Linked DNA regions of Homo sapiens: region 1 is linked to region 2. Evidence: chromatin loops called from intact Hi-C (ENCODE). Cell type or tissue: heart left ventricle. All regions are shown on one strand. Each heading gives the region's core, and the rest is flanking DNA. Links, peaks and the distances in the headings are about the cores only. Region 1 overlaps LRRC39 (leucine rich repeat containing 39). Region 2 overlaps RTCA (RNA 3'-terminal phosphate cyclase).

Evidence for each region. A loop is a pair of places that touch in the nucleus more often than their neighbours do. Peaks named below come from ENCODE experiments on the same cell type or tissue, not always from the same donor. Only the 100,000 strongest peaks of a DNase experiment are listed, where the experiment ranks them.
Region 1: a loop joins it to region 2, with 2.3 times the contacts of the local background. A loop is called at or near these places in 8 of 110 quality-filtered maps.

Annotation. Positions count from the first base shown.
Region 1 is chr1:100,163,395-100,166,319 of GRCh38, reverse strand. All of the region lies in intron 3 of LRRC39 (leucine rich repeat containing 39), which reads left to right. Among named protein-coding and RNA genes, the nearest start is that of LRRC39, 13 kb to the left of the region's middle. In heart left ventricle, for the core only: no CTCF peak of the experiment used is centred there; no DNase peak of the experiment used is centred there; H3K27ac peaks cover 323 bases.
Region 2 is chr1:100,273,329-100,276,253 of GRCh38, reverse strand. RTCA (RNA 3'-terminal phosphate cyclase) reads right to left here. Exons shown (of 11, transcript NM_003729.4): 5 at 2,802-2,860; 6 at 1,289-1,430; 7 at 531-655. Among named protein-coding and RNA genes, the nearest start is that of MIR553, 6.4 kb to the left of the region's middle. In heart left ventricle, for the core only: no CTCF peak of the experiment used is centred there; no DNase peak of the experiment used is centred there.

The sequences.
Region 1 (2,925 bases), core at 212-2,711, 110 kb after region 2:
CTGTTATCCAGTTCCAAAGTCACTTCCACATTTTTGGGTATCTTTACAGCAGTGCCCCACTCTATCGGTACCAATTTACTATTTTAGTCCGTTTTCACACTGCTGATAAAGACATACCTGAGACTGGGTAATTTATAAAGAAAAGAGGTTTAATTGACTCACAGTTCCACATGGCTGGGGAGGCCTCACAATCATGGTGGAAGCCAAAGGAAGAGCAAAGGGACATCTTACATGACAGTCAGCAAAGAGAGAATGAGAACCAAATGAAAGGGGAATCCTCAGCCAGACATGGTGGCTCACGCCTGTAATCCCAGCTACATGGGAGCCTGAGGCAGGAGAATTGCTTGAACCCAGGAAGCAGAGGTTGCAGTAAGCCAAGATTGCACCATTGCACTCCAGCCTGGGCAACAAGAGTGAAATTCCATCTCAAAAAAAAAAAAAAAAAAGAAAGGGGAAACCTCTCATAAAACCATCAGATCTTGGGAGAGAGAATGAGAACAGTATAAGGGAAACTGCCCCCATGATTCAATTGTCTCCCACTGGGACCCTCCCACAACACGTGGGAATTATGGAAGCCACAATTCAAGATGAGATTTGGGTGGGGACATAGCAAAACCATATCACCTGGATTACTTGGTAAACACTTGGACTTGGAAGCAATTGATATTCTTCCAGTAAACGAGGGTGGGGGGCAAGAAGCTACTGATAAGCAATGATTTGTGTTGCTAAATATCTGTAAAAACAAAAGATCTTGACAGGGAGGAATAATTTTTCCCACTTAGTTTTTAGTAAGTGTGCAGACATAGCAAGATTCCTGTTCAAAGTGGATTCTGCAAGGACAGAGAGGGAAGCCCAAGGTCAATCCTGGTCAAGCAGAGGATGTGGAGCCTGGCTAAAGTTTTGATAAAAGGGATCTTTGTCATTAATTAAGAATCACTTAATTTCAGAAATTTCAGAAGTTCTCTATATAGGAATAATGAGTGTGCAGTCTTGCCCTTTCTTACTGCTTGTTCTTTTTTGGCATCATCTATTTTATGATTAGGGAGGAGGATTCTCTGTTAGCAAAATGTAATTTCCAAAAGTTAAGTTAGACCAAAATCAGCTTCTACTTTTAGAAACATTACATGGAATTTGTGTAATGTAGTTTTTCAAAGCACCTTTCCCTTAATCTTAAAACAATTACATTGTAAAATCATTGTACAGTATTATAAAGCTTGGATTGTGGTTAAAATTAAGTATAAACTACTTTAAAAGTAAATTATATAGAGATCAAAGGTTAGGTTTAAAACCTGTAATATGACTAAATAAATAATTTTCCAGGTATGCTGGCTTGTGCCTGTAATCCCAGCACTTTGGCAGGCTGAGGTAGGAGGATTTCTTGAGCCCAACGAGCTTGAGACCAGACTGGGCAACATAGCGAGACCCCATCTCTAAAACAAAAAGTTAGCTGGGCGTGGTGGCATGCACCTGTAGTCCCCGTTACTTGGGAGGCAGAGGGGTGAGGCGGGAGGATCAATTGTGCCCTGGAGGTCAAGGCTGCAGTAAGTTACAATCACACCCACTGCACACCAGCCTGGGTGTCAGAGCAAGACACTGTCTCATTTAAAAAAAAAAGAAAAAAATTAATAAATAAACAATCATAACTGACGCAAAATGGTAAGAATCTGAGAGACCTTTTAAAGTGAGACAGAGAAGCTGATTACCAGAGAAAAGGCTAACTGGAAAATTCATAGAAATTTAAAACCAACCAAAGGTAACCCAAAGAAATGTCCTTACTTTTTTACTCTGCTCTGAAATAGACCAGTGTTTCTCAAACTTGTCTGCGTAGGAATCCCATAGGGATCTTATTTAAAATAGCTTCTGGGTTAGTAAGTCTGGAGTAGGACCAAGAGTCTGGATCTCTAACAAGCTCCCAGGAGACAATGATGCTGCTGTTCTGCAAATCACACTGAGTGGCAAGGAAGTAGACAAAAGAAGCAGATTTGAAAGGGGTCAGTACACAGGCAAGGGGTAAGAAGGGTAAGAATGTAATCTAATGCTGCTTCGTTCAGCTAAATTGGCTAGAGCTTTAGCTAAAAAATGAAAGAAAAAAAGCCTACAGTTTAAACAGAAATTGTGTTTTCTCCCTTTTGATGCCAAGCTCCTTGAAAAAATCAAGTACTTAGGTAACGATTGGTGTGGCAATATCAGAAAAAGGCCTTATTCTACAATAAAATTTGTAGAATCAAATTTTATTTTGTTTTTTTAGAGACAGAGTCTCACTCTGTCACCCAGGCTGGAGTGTATTGGCGCAATCTTGGCTCACTGCAACCTCTGCCTCCTGGGTTCAAGTGATTCTCCTGCCTCAGCCTCCTGAGTAGCTGGGATTACAGGCCCACAACACCATACCCAGCTAATTTTTGTATTTTTAGTGGAGACAGGGTTTTATCATGTTGGCCAGGCTGGTCTCAAACTCCTAACCTCAAGTGATCCATCTGCTTTAGCCTCACAAATTGTTAGGATTACAAGCGTGAGCCACCACGCCCGGCCTCAAAAGGGTTTTAGAAGAGTTATAAAATTTCGATTAGAGACCTGAAAGAATATCAAGATTAAAATAAGCAGCTTCACACCTGTAATCCCAGTGCTTTGGGAGGCTGAGGCAGGAGGATTGCTTGAGCTTAGGAGTTCGAGACCAGACTGGGCAACATGGAGACAGCCTTTCTCAATTTTTTTTTTTTTTTTTTTAGAAAAAGCTGTATAGGAATTATAGAATATTTAAGCTGGAAAATACATAGATATCATTTAATTATAACCTCACATTTTATAGGTAAGGCCCACAGATGGGGGATGTCTTGCTCAAGGTAACCAAATTAATAAATCGTATATTCTGGACTTAGATCATAAAAACACAGAACCAGAAAGAATTTAGCGATCTTTACAGAGATG
Region 2 (2,925 bases), core at 200-2,699:
GGGAAAGGGATCTTACAAGGTAACAAAAGGCAAGCCATCCTCAGAAAAAATTCAGAATAATTGTCTTAATTTATCATACTGGTGTTTTAGGTAGGAATGTCCTTAAAAATATAAACTGAGGCTGGGCACAGTGGCTCATGCCTGTAATCCCAGCACTTTGGGAGGCCAAGGCAGGTGGATCATGAGGTCAGGAGATCAAGACCACCCTGGCTAACACGGTGAAACCCTGTCTCTACTAAAAATACAAAAAATTAGCTGGGCGTGGTGGTGGGCGCCTGTAGTCCCAGCTACTCAGGAGGCTCAGGCAGAAGAATGGCATGAACCCAGGAGGCGGAGCTTGCAGTGAGCCAAGATCACACCACGGCACTCCAGCCTGGACAACAGAGCGAGACTCCACCTCAATAAATAAATAAATAAATAAATACTTCTTAAAACTATAAACTTAAGCAAGAAACCCTAAAAATCTTTAATTTAATTAGATAACTATTTTAGGGTTCTCAACTAATGTGTAGGAAAAAGTATTGTCTCACATTATTCCATTTCCATTGCCAAATGCTTGGTCTTTAGGTTCTTGAACAGGCTGGATGTTAACATACAAATCCCGGATCTCCTTTCTGATGCATCTAACTGCTGCCGCTGCCATATCTTTTGCTACCTATTTTAGCAAGACAGAAAAATAGAATAAAACAATTACTGATTATTTGGAAAATTGTTTTCAAGACTTCAAAGACACATAAAATAATTGGTAGCTTTTACATGCATTATTTAATAACTTGATTTTCAAGAGAGCACTGAATTTTTAAATATGCTTATGCAAATTAATTTTATTTTTGTTAATTAATGTATCCATTAATACATATATTTCATCTTTTATTTTAGGTTCAGGAGGTACATGTGCAGGTTTGTTACATGGGTAAATTACATGTCGCTGAGATCTGGTATATGAATGATCCCATCACCTAGGTAGTGAACACAGTACCTGATAGTGTTTCAACCCTCAGCCCCCTTCCACCCTCCTCCCATTAGCAGTCCCCAGTGTTCCCATCTTTATGTCCATGTGTATTCAATGCGTAGCTTCCACTTATGAGAACATGTGGTATTTGGTTTTCTGTTCCCACATTAATTTGCTTAGGATAATGGCCTCCAGCTGCAGCCATATTGCCACAAAGGACATTATTTCTTTCCTTAAAAAAATGTTAAGTTCTCTCAATAATTTCAAAATTTAGTTGACATAATATTTATCAAGACACACATATATTTTATTTCTAAGAACATCTAAACAACTTACTTTAAATGGCAAAACACCAGCAACGAAAGCTCTTCCATATATCTTAGTCACACAGCCACGCTCAGTTAAATTTATAGGGTTCAATTGTTTAACTGGTGACATTCGAACAATCACTTCACCACCCCCTTTTGGGTAATATCCCCTATGAAAAGTATAACAAATGCCCACATAAACTGATTGCATGACAAAAACAAAGCTCTATATTACAATAAAATGACATGTCAATGATATCCAAACATGTAATCCATGGAAAGGTCTAAATATTTTAGGTCTGTATTTTGTAAAATTTTATACATTAAAAAACAAAATTTTGTCTGTACTATACAATGTGGTAGCCTTGAGATATGTGAAACTATTAAAATTAAATAAAATTTAAAAATCAGCTCCCCAGCTGCACTAGCCACATTTTAAGTGCTCAATAGTCACATTTGGCTAGTGACTACCATATTGGACAGCATAGATATGGAACATATACCCCAATGCAGAAAGTTCTATTTGACAGGGCTATTGTAGAATATAAGCGCCTTGAGGGCTAGACTTACCTATATTGTTCCTGCTATTTTCCTGTGCCTAAAACAATGTCTGGCACATGGTAGGTCCTCAAATAAATATATGATGAATATTTAAGTAGCAAAACACTTAAAAAGTTTTAATTCAATTAATTGGTGTCATTTATTTTACAGCAGACGGTGAGAAGACAGTACTCCTCCCCTCAAAGAGCTCACCATCTGGTAGGGAGATGGCTCCACACACTGTCTACTAGAATACAGGTCAGGCTATAAGAAAGGCTACAACATAGGTGCAAATATGAATTCTGATTGAGGCACAATCACAGTTCATAAAGAATTATAAGTTTCACGTTGAAAAAAACATAGGATTTCTAACTTTTGGGAGAGCAGGGGAAGAATAACATGAACAAAGACACAAAAGTCCAAAGGCACAAAGCATATTTAAGGAATAACAAGCAAACATATTGTTAGAATACATAACACGTTGAAAGGAGGAGAGGGACGAAGAAGTTAGAAAAGTTAGGGCAAGACTTCAAAGCACTTAAATGCCACACCAAGAAATATGGCCTAGTGATTGTGTGGCAGAAGGGAAGCCTTAAAGAGAAATAACCTGAATGCCCAATGTGTTTCTTAGGAAAACAATTCTGATCACATTGTGGAAGAGAATTCCTTTTATGACCCCTTAGTGTCTAGTCCAGTTGTCTACACACAGTGAGCACTTAAGCTGTGCTGGGGCATGAAATATCACTAGATATGAGGGTACCTCACTGTGAAAATTCCCTTGAAAATATTTTCCCTAGAAATAAATAACCATGATGTGTAGCTGCTCTCGAGTCCCCATGCTCCTGCTATTCATTATTTTTAAGCCACAAAGTACAATTACTTCTTACAAGAGATGCAATGTATTAAGTGGGTACCAGAAAGACAGTTCTCTAAGGGTCTAACTTTTCCACTACTTCTAGCGTAAGTAATAGATCCTAACATTTAAGAAACAAGCAACTTACCTTGTTTTAATGTCACAATTAAATATGAAACCAAATTTTTCAACAATTGGCTTGAAGACCTGAAAAAATCAGTTTTTATCATTAGGTTAATCAGCAATATTCACTAATTTAACAAGTGTATTTA